Regions from separate parts of the Homo sapiens genome. Here region 2 is linked to region 1. A link is an interaction called in ENCODE POLR2A ChIA-PET data of the cell type or tissue named here. Cell type or tissue: CD4-positive, alpha-beta T cell. All regions are shown on one strand. Links, peaks and the distances in the headings refer to the core of each region. The heading gives the core; the rest is flanking DNA.

What was found. ChIA-PET counts read pairs that join two places held together with the same protein. Peaks named below come from ENCODE experiments on the same cell type or tissue, not always from the same donor. Only the 100,000 strongest peaks of a DNase experiment are listed, where the experiment ranks them.
Region 2: POLR2A ChIA-PET joins it to region 1 with 6 read pairs; 3 of 35 experiments call an interaction of 5 or more read pairs at or near these places.

Annotation. Positions count from the first base shown.
Region 1 is chr4:89,366,527-89,370,931 of GRCh38, reverse strand. No RefSeq gene overlaps it. Among named protein-coding and RNA genes, the nearest start is that of GPRIN3, 61 kb to the right of the region's middle. In CD4-positive, alpha-beta T cell, for the core only: no CTCF peak of the experiment used is centred there; no DNase peak of the experiment used is centred there.
Region 2 is chr4:89,315,241-89,319,645 of GRCh38, reverse strand. No RefSeq gene overlaps it. Among named protein-coding and RNA genes, the nearest start is that of GPRIN3, 9.6 kb to the right of the region's middle. In CD4-positive, alpha-beta T cell, for the core only: no CTCF peak of the experiment used is centred there; a DNase peak (open chromatin) is centred at 2,585; H3K4me3 peaks cover 882 bases; H3K27ac peaks cover 2,677 bases.

The DNA.
Region 1 (4,405 bases), core at 77-4,076:
CTGATATTCCTCACAAGACCTTCTGTAATATCTTCCCTAAGTCCTCTCTGTCAAAGTTATTGTGATCACCATGCATATAGCTGAGGTTTGAGAAGCTGTGCTGTGAATGTAAAATATACTTCTTTCAGACAAAGACTTTCCTCCATTATTCACTCATTCATTTACTAAATAAATATTTATTTATTTAGTAAGGCACATGTGCCTTCCATGTGCCAGTTACTGTTGGAGGGTCAGGCATACAGAAGTTTATGCCACAAACACAGCTCTTGACATTCTGGCACTTCCTTTCTTGATGGGGAAGACAGATATTAAATAAGACAACACGTAAATAATATAATTCCAGATGATGAAATACCAGTGTCGAGAATCAGATCCAGGCAGTGGTGTAGCTCAGACTGGTTAACTCTTTCAAATTCCTTAGAAGCCTTGAGGTCTCCCACCTTGCTCTAGCATGGATTAGATCTCATTTGATCTAACTTATACAGAGTATCCTGAATGTCGATGCCAACCCTACAAAAGAGTTGACACAAAGTAGCAATAAAATGCAGGGCAAAACTGATGACAGTATGATCAGGGAAGGGGACAGGATGACCAGGAAGCATGCTAAGAAAATAGACAGTGGTGGTGGTAGAGGCTGGAGGTTGTATTTTAAGTAGGGAGGTCAAGGAAGTCTTCTGAGGCACTGATACTTGAGAACAGAAGTCTCATGGTACAAAGCTCTGGAGGAAAACTGATAGAAGCAGAAGACTCTCGAGCCCAGATAGAGTTTCAGGTAGTCAAGGAAATGTAAGAAAGCCAAGGAGTTTAGATTATGATGAGTAAGGAGAATCAGCAAAAGAAGACGAGGTCAGAAGGCAGATCATATAGGATCTTGTACGCCATGGTAAGAAGTGGGGTGTTAATTTTAAATGTAGTGGAATGCCTTAGAGAGCATTAAATTGGAGTAAGTTGATGTGATTCAAAATGGTTAAACTCTTCAGATGAAGATGGCACAAAAAGAGGACAAAACCAACAATCATTTCTCTGTTGTAAGTTGACATCAGCCATGGAAGTAGAGAAAATTAGAAAAGGGAACAGGCAGATTATGCAAAAAGGCGTTGTAGAAAACATTTGAGAATTAACTGAAACCGGTGACCTAGGTCAAGTGATAGAGCAGTATTATGTAGTGCTCAGGGAAGATAATGGACTATCAACATGTCATGAAGTCTGCTGGGTCTTGTCAAACCTCCTGGCCATTGCTCACTCTTGCTGCTTCATGTGGGAGGAAATGCCACCTCCAGAAAAGACTAGAAAAACATCTTTAGTAACTAGGATGTGTTGGGATCAGAAATTGAAATGTTTAGATTGAAAGGCATTGATTCTCTGGTTACCTTCTGTAGCAGCTAGGGTGGAGTTTCCTTGGACCTTCCTTCAAGACATACTGCTGCAAGCTTCTCTCCTGCTGCAGTGCCTTCAGGTCCCCTGCAGAGACCCCTCTCTCTCACCTGCTGTCCCCAGGTAACCCGCAGCCAATGACATGCACGGTAGAGGGACTGAGACCTGCCAATTTCTACCCAATGTAAGACTCCTCTAATGGGTACTTTCTGCTCTAGAGAAACTGCCCAGTGGCTGGCCAAAATGCTCTCAAACCTGGCACCACACTCTGAACATCTTTCTACCCAATTCTCCTCCCACCATCCTTTCCTCTCACAGGATTCAGACCTGAATTGCCCTGTGACAGTTTTTCCTACTCCTGTTGCCGCTCCTCTTTATCTTTCACGGACAAAACTTATAATAAATCTCTCATATCCCTAACTCCATCTTGGCATCTGCTTCTCAGAGAACCTGACATGACACAGAAACTGACACACTGCCACTAAAAGTGGGAAGTGGAATGTGAATTGCAAGCAGAAATGTGGCCTTGTGGTGAAGAGCCTACATGCACTGTCTTTTGTCCCAGTATTTTGACACAATTATTCATACTAATAGGATAGAGGCACAAAGCCAAATGTTCTAGGAGCTACAGGAGCTTTTAGAAAACATGTTTGATGCATTCAAGGGGATATGAGAAAGAAGCACCTCTTAGGGAAAGAAGGAATTCATAGGAAGAGAAAGGCTTAAGATGAAAACAGTTGTGAAACAGGAACTGAATACTATGGGAAAATAATACGAAAATCCCCCAAATACAGCAACAAATTTAAAGTCAGCATTGGTGGCAATCAAAAAACAAAACATTAAAGGTGGAAAGCTGCATTAAATGATATTAACAACCAAATTAATAGATAAAATAAAATAAGAGAAAAAACAGAGAAGCCAACCTATAAATCATGCATGTTACTAAAGACCAAACATGAGAATAGGAAACGTAATAATAGTATATAAGAAAATCATTGCTGAACTGAATGGAAGCCTGTGTAGGTACAATGAAAACTTCCATTGTGTTCCATGGAAAATTAATTTTAATATAGATATATTATAGCAATTTTAATTTCAAGTGTAAAGAAAAAAGGTTAACAATCACCCAACCAAGGGGGGGGGGAAAGAGATTTACCTACAAAGCACAAAAATTAGGCTGGCTTCAACATATGTGGTAGCTAATCACCATATAAAATATAATCACTCTTACTGGTAATTAAATAAATTTGTAGCAAGTAGCAAAGTCTTACGTCTCCTTATGTTTTTAATGATGGAAAGGACTATGTTAAGTATTTTCCAAACTGCTCTTGAAAGTAGATTTTGTGACAAAATATTTTGGATTAATTTGGTTTCATTCATCAACATTTCACTTAATAATTGTACTTCTGGCAATCACATCTAATGAAATAATGTGGAATACAAACCAATATTTAGGCATAAAGATGTTCATTAAGTTGTCCTAGTAAAAATGGAAGCAATGTCAACATCCAAAATAAAGAAAACTTTAAATAAATGATAATACATGATTACAATGGAATACTTTGCAGCTTTTAAAATAATATTCATAAGAAATTTAAATAACAAGGAAATGTTTTAATATTATAATCTAACAATAAGAGAGAAAACAGGACGTAAAGCTATCTAGCTATCTATGTACAGGCCTACTTCAGAGATATTGTTAATTGAGTGCCAGGACACTGCAATAAGGCAAATATTACAATAAAACAAATCACTCAAACTTTTTGGTTTCCCAGTGCATCTGAAAGTTATGTTTACACTATACTATAGCCTATTAACTGTGCAATTTATTATATCTAAAACAACAATGTAAAAATCTTAATTTAAAAATACTTTATTGCTAAAAATTGCTAAAGATCATCTGAGCCTTCAGAAAGTCATAAACTTTTTGCTGGTGGAGGGTCTTGTCTTGATGTTGATGGCTGCTGACTGATCAGGGCGGTGGTTACTGAAGGCTGGGGTAGCTGTGGCAATTTCTTAAAATAAGACAACAATAAAGTTTGCTGCATCCATTGACTCTTCCTTTCATGAAAGATTTCTCTGTAGCTTGTGAGGCTGTTTGATAGCATTTTACCCACAGTAGAACTTCTTTCAAAATGGAGTCAATCCTCTCAAATACTACCACTGCTTTTCCAACAAAGCTTATGTAATATTCTAAAGTCTTTTTCGTCATTTTAACAATGCTCATGGCATCTTCACCCAGAGTAGATTCTATTTCAAGAAACCACTTCCTTTGCTCATCCATAAGAAGCAACCCCTCATTTGTTGAAGTTTTGTCATAAGATTACAGCAATTCAGTCACATCTTCAGGCTCCACTACTAATTCTAGTTCTCTTACTATTTCTACCATATCTGCAGTTACTTCCCCATCTTATGCCCCTCAAAATCATCCATGAGGATTGGAACCAACTTCTTCCAAACTCCTGTTAATGTTGATCTTTTGAGTTCCTCTCATGAATCAGGAATGTTCTGAATGGCAACTAGAATGGTGAATCCTTTCCCGAAGGTTTTCAATGTACTTTGCCCAGATCAAACAGAGGAATCACTCTCTATGGAAGCTATAGGTTTACAAATTGTATTTCTTAAATAAGAGAACCTGAATGTCAAAATTACTTCTTAATCCATGGACTGAAGAATGGATGTTCTGATAGAAGGCATGAAACAGCTTTAATCTTCTTGTACCTCTCCATCAGAGCTCTTGTTTGACCAGGTGCCTTGTCAATGAGCAATAATATTTTGATAGGCATCTTTTTTTTTCTGAGCAGTAAGTCTCAACAGTATGCTTAAAATATTCAGTAACCCACACTATGGACAGATGTGTTGTCACCCACACTTTGTTGTTCCATTTATTGAGCACAGGCAGAGCAAATTATCACATAATTTTAAAGAGCCCTGGGATATTCAGAATGGTAAATGAGCACTGGCTTCAACTTAAAGTCACCAGCTGCATTAGTCCCTAACAAGCTAATCAGCCTGTCCTTGGAAGCTTTGA
Region 2 (4,405 bases), core at 273-4,272, 51 kb after region 1:
TGAAGGAAGGGAATATAACTATTCCATTCCTAGAGAAGTTGAGAGAAAACGAGAAATGTTATTATAATTATCTAGCGCAATGATTTTCAGTATTTGAAAAATATATACACTCAGAAAATATAATTAAAAATAGAGATAATATTTCCCCCATGTTCATATATATGAACAAAAATTGCATGTAAATCCAGAGAATCAAAAATTTATTAAAAACTATCTATTAATTCCCTAAAAATTTGTGTATGAGAGTTTGAGAAACTCCACCCACAGTATGTCAACTGGTTTTCATAGTTATCTCAGTTGATCTTCAGACAACAGACAACAGTTGACAGAGGTACCATTATCACTGCTGTGGAAAGATGAAGAAACCAGGGGTCACAGAGACTAAAGAATTTGCTGGAGATCACCAGACAACAATGTAATAGAACTGAATCTCTGAACACCCTGCTCCCACAGCATAATGGAACTCACACATGCCTTCATGCTCTAGTGGTCTACCTGCAATCTGTGAGAAAGAGAATGGAATCATTCTTCTATAAAACAATTTGTCCGAAGCTTTCCCAAAAAGAAAATACTTTCTTTGGTCTTAAATATTGAAAAAGTGTGGTAGCCTAAACACCATGCTCCCTTTCCCCAAAGATATCCATATTCCAATCCCCAGAGCCTGTGAATATGTTATTTTCCATTGCAAAAGACACTTTGCAAATGTGATTAAGTTAGTGATCTTGTGCTGAGGTTATCTGGGATTATTCCAGTGAGCCTGAATAAAATCCCAAGGCTTCTTTATGAGAAGGACACAGGAAGGTCAGACAGAGGAGAGGGTAATCTGATTATAGAAGCAGAGATTGGAGTGATGTAGTCACCAGCCAAGGAATACCAGCAGCCTCTAAAAGCTGGAAGAGACAAAGCGCAGGTGCTTTCCTGGGGCCTCCTGAAGGAACCAGCCTTGCCAAACCCTCGATTTTAGTACCATAGGCCTCATTCCAGAACTGTGAGAGAATAAATTTGTGCTATTTTTAGCCACTAAGCTAGTGGTAATTTCTAACTATGGTAATTGGAAACTAATACAAAAAGTGAAACCAAACCAAGTCATATTATTTAATATAATCAAACGCCTTTTTTTTCTGAGCTCTACAAGAGCAGGGAGTTTTGTATTCCAAGTACCTAGAAGAGTGCCAGAAACAGAGTACATGCGCAATAAAAATAAAATAAAGCACCAAATGCTTGATAGTGCCATGGCACTTCATTTTAAATTTGCCAAAGACTGTTGGGCGTGGTGGCTCATGCCTGTCATCCCAGCAATTTGGAAGGCTGAGGCAGGCGTATCACCTGAGGTCAGGAGTTTGAGACCAGTCTGACCAACATGGAGAAACCCCGTGTCTAGTAAAAATACAAAATTAGCCGAGCATGGTGACGCATGCCTGTAATCCCAGCTACTCAGGAGGCTGAGGCAGGAGAATTTCTTGAACCCGGGAGGCAGAGGTTGCAGTGAGCCAAGATCACACCATTGCACTCCAGTCTGGGCAAAAGAGCAAAACTCCGTCTCAAAAAAAAAAAAAAAAAAAACTGCCAAAGACAGGCAGATTTAAAATGCAGCTAGGGACCATTTCTACAGGGAGAAAAAAGAAATCTTATAAAATATTGTTGGGATCTTAGCCACGTGTCTGCACCCAAAAGATGAAGAGGCAGGGAAAGCATTATGCAAATTTTAAGGTGAATTTATTAATTAATGAGCCAAATTCTTCAATACACAAGTGCTTTCCTCATATCATCTTTTTTTACTTATAAAGGAAGTGATCCAAGTTCAGTTCTGTCTAATAGATAACTATATTTTTCTTTTTCTGATTTGTTCTGATCATTCCTGCTATTCTTGTTGGAACTGGACAGGAAAAGAATCGGGTAGAGGCAGCTGTGGGCGGAGGCTGCATCTGAGGACCCTCGCACCCTGGAAGTTGATGTCTGTACCTCTCTGCATCACTAAAACAAAGTAGGATGACCATCCCTCTTCTCTTTAAAACAAAAACTTTCAAATTGATCTTCTGTGGCCACTTTGCTTCTCTAGGGTTGTCTAATCTGGGGGATATAGGATAAAGAATGAAAAAAACAATAAACTCAAGTGTCAGCTTTATTAAACACTTCTTTTTAAACCGTAATTATTCCAAAGCTTTATTAGTGAGAGCCCCCACATCTTGGTGACTTAGTGTAATTAACTGCATTTTGTGCTTATACAAAGTGCAATGTAAATATTCCTAGTTAAGTGATCAGAGACCCAGGACTCCCCAGGGCCTTTGAGTCTTCTGTGGGATCCTGTGCATCTGGCTAGCAAACAGAAGAAAGAATCACGCACAACATTTATATGAGTAAGTCTGAAAGTGATGCATTCCATTAGGCAGAAATCTTTCATGTGTCTATACACCTAACTGCAAGGCATGCTGAGAAATACAGTATAGCTACCTAATTAGGAAGTAGAAAAAATAGCTTTGGTAAATTCAAAGACTTTACATAAGCTAGCCACTTCTGCCAACTCATTTCCTGTTATTCGTCTACTCATTTAGGTTGCTCCAGACACTTTGGCCTCTTTGCTGATCCTTAAGCATACCAAGCCATGGTCCTGCCTCAGAGCTTTTATACAGGCTGTTCGTAGTATCTGCAATGCTCTTCCTCACTAGACAGTCACATGGTTTGCCCCCTAACTTCATTCAGGTGTCTGCTCAAAACCGCCTCTTCAGAGAGGATTTCCTTAACCTTTCACCCCTCAATTTAAAATAGCACCCTGTCACTTTCCAGGCCCTGACCCTGCTTTTTTTCTTTTATGACATTTATTACTCTCTGACATTGTGGCATACATTTATTTGTATATTCAACTTTTATCTGTTTGCCACACTAGAGTTTAACTTCCAAAAGGTCAGAGATTTTTTACTGTTTCATTAATCATCATGTTTGCAGCACCTAGAACCTATTGCCCAGTACATAATAAAACACTCAGTAGGCATTTTATTTAATGAATTATGTTTCTTAATAAGCACTTCAAATATGTGCACATTACAATGAATGATTCTATTTTCTGATGACCCAATCTTGAGCAGAGCCTGAATTACCCACTCTCGAAATTATCTCCTGTTCATTCCACTTCCTCACCTCACTAACCCATTTTTATCTTACATTTAAATCCTCATTTCAAGGATCCTCTCTTTTCCCAAAACTCTAGCTGCCCTGTGCCCTATAGAGTCTCATGCATAACTCATGCTTGTTTGGAAATCTGCTACAAGACCAGGGCAAAGCTACATATTACTCAACTTTGTGTCTTCAGTGCCTAATATACTGTGTCTGGCATACTGTAGAATCTTAACAAATGTTTGCTAGTTAGAACTTTTCAATAATTTTTAAGGCTTCTTCTTGCTGCAGGAAATCAAGAAAAAAAATTATGCAAACTTCCCTAAGCAGTTTCAGTGCAAAACATTATTTCCTCCATCATCTTCTGAATCACAAGAATGCAAACAAAATTAATCCTTGAATCATGTATAATTAAAACAATGGCTATTAGAGCTGGAATATTTGTTTTAAAGAAGCAATGTGAGTGTGTGTTAAAATTGTTAAGGGTTATATATGTACATTGTAGTACATTGGGATTCTTTGAATAGTTGATGTACACAACTTATTTATATTATTTTTATAGATTTTAGAACATAGCCTTATTTTAAATGACTGCAGAGATTTTAGTATTTGTTTCTATGAAACAGTGTTAGTTTTTAAACTCTGAATTATTTTATTACTGTATTCATGATCAGAGAAGACAGGCCTAATTACAACACTATTGCTATAGGGAAAAACAACCCACTTCATACTGATATGCATTGTGATTCAACTTCTACAAACATGGAGATTTCCTATAGTAAATGGATAATTAGAGAGACAAGCCATTCCTGGAAATAACAAATTGAAATGATTTTCAATTAAATGATTAGAAGAATTAAGTGTTTTTGTTAACTAGACAAGGCTTTTTTGTATTTATCTTTCATGTGTATAAAAGATTTCCATAAAATCTGGCAGCATTTAGACAAATGTAATCTTATCAGAGACACCTTCAGTCTATATAAAATAAAACATATTATTTTTGTATCTAGATTTATGGATCCCTATATACATATATATATTTTCTGTGTAATAAGCAACAGAAAAAATAGGATATAGAGAACCATTTTTTTGAGGTTCCAAATTTCTTTGAGGTACCATTCTAGAAGATTTATTGGGTAAATCAGACTTTCCATCTTCTGCAATCTAGGAGGCACCGCGTTTGCAGAGTATAATTCAAGTCATACTGATTGAGTGGTCCAATTTCATTATAACCAGACAAACTTAACCAATCTGGGGCAAACTGAACACATTCATCAATCCATAAACATTATGC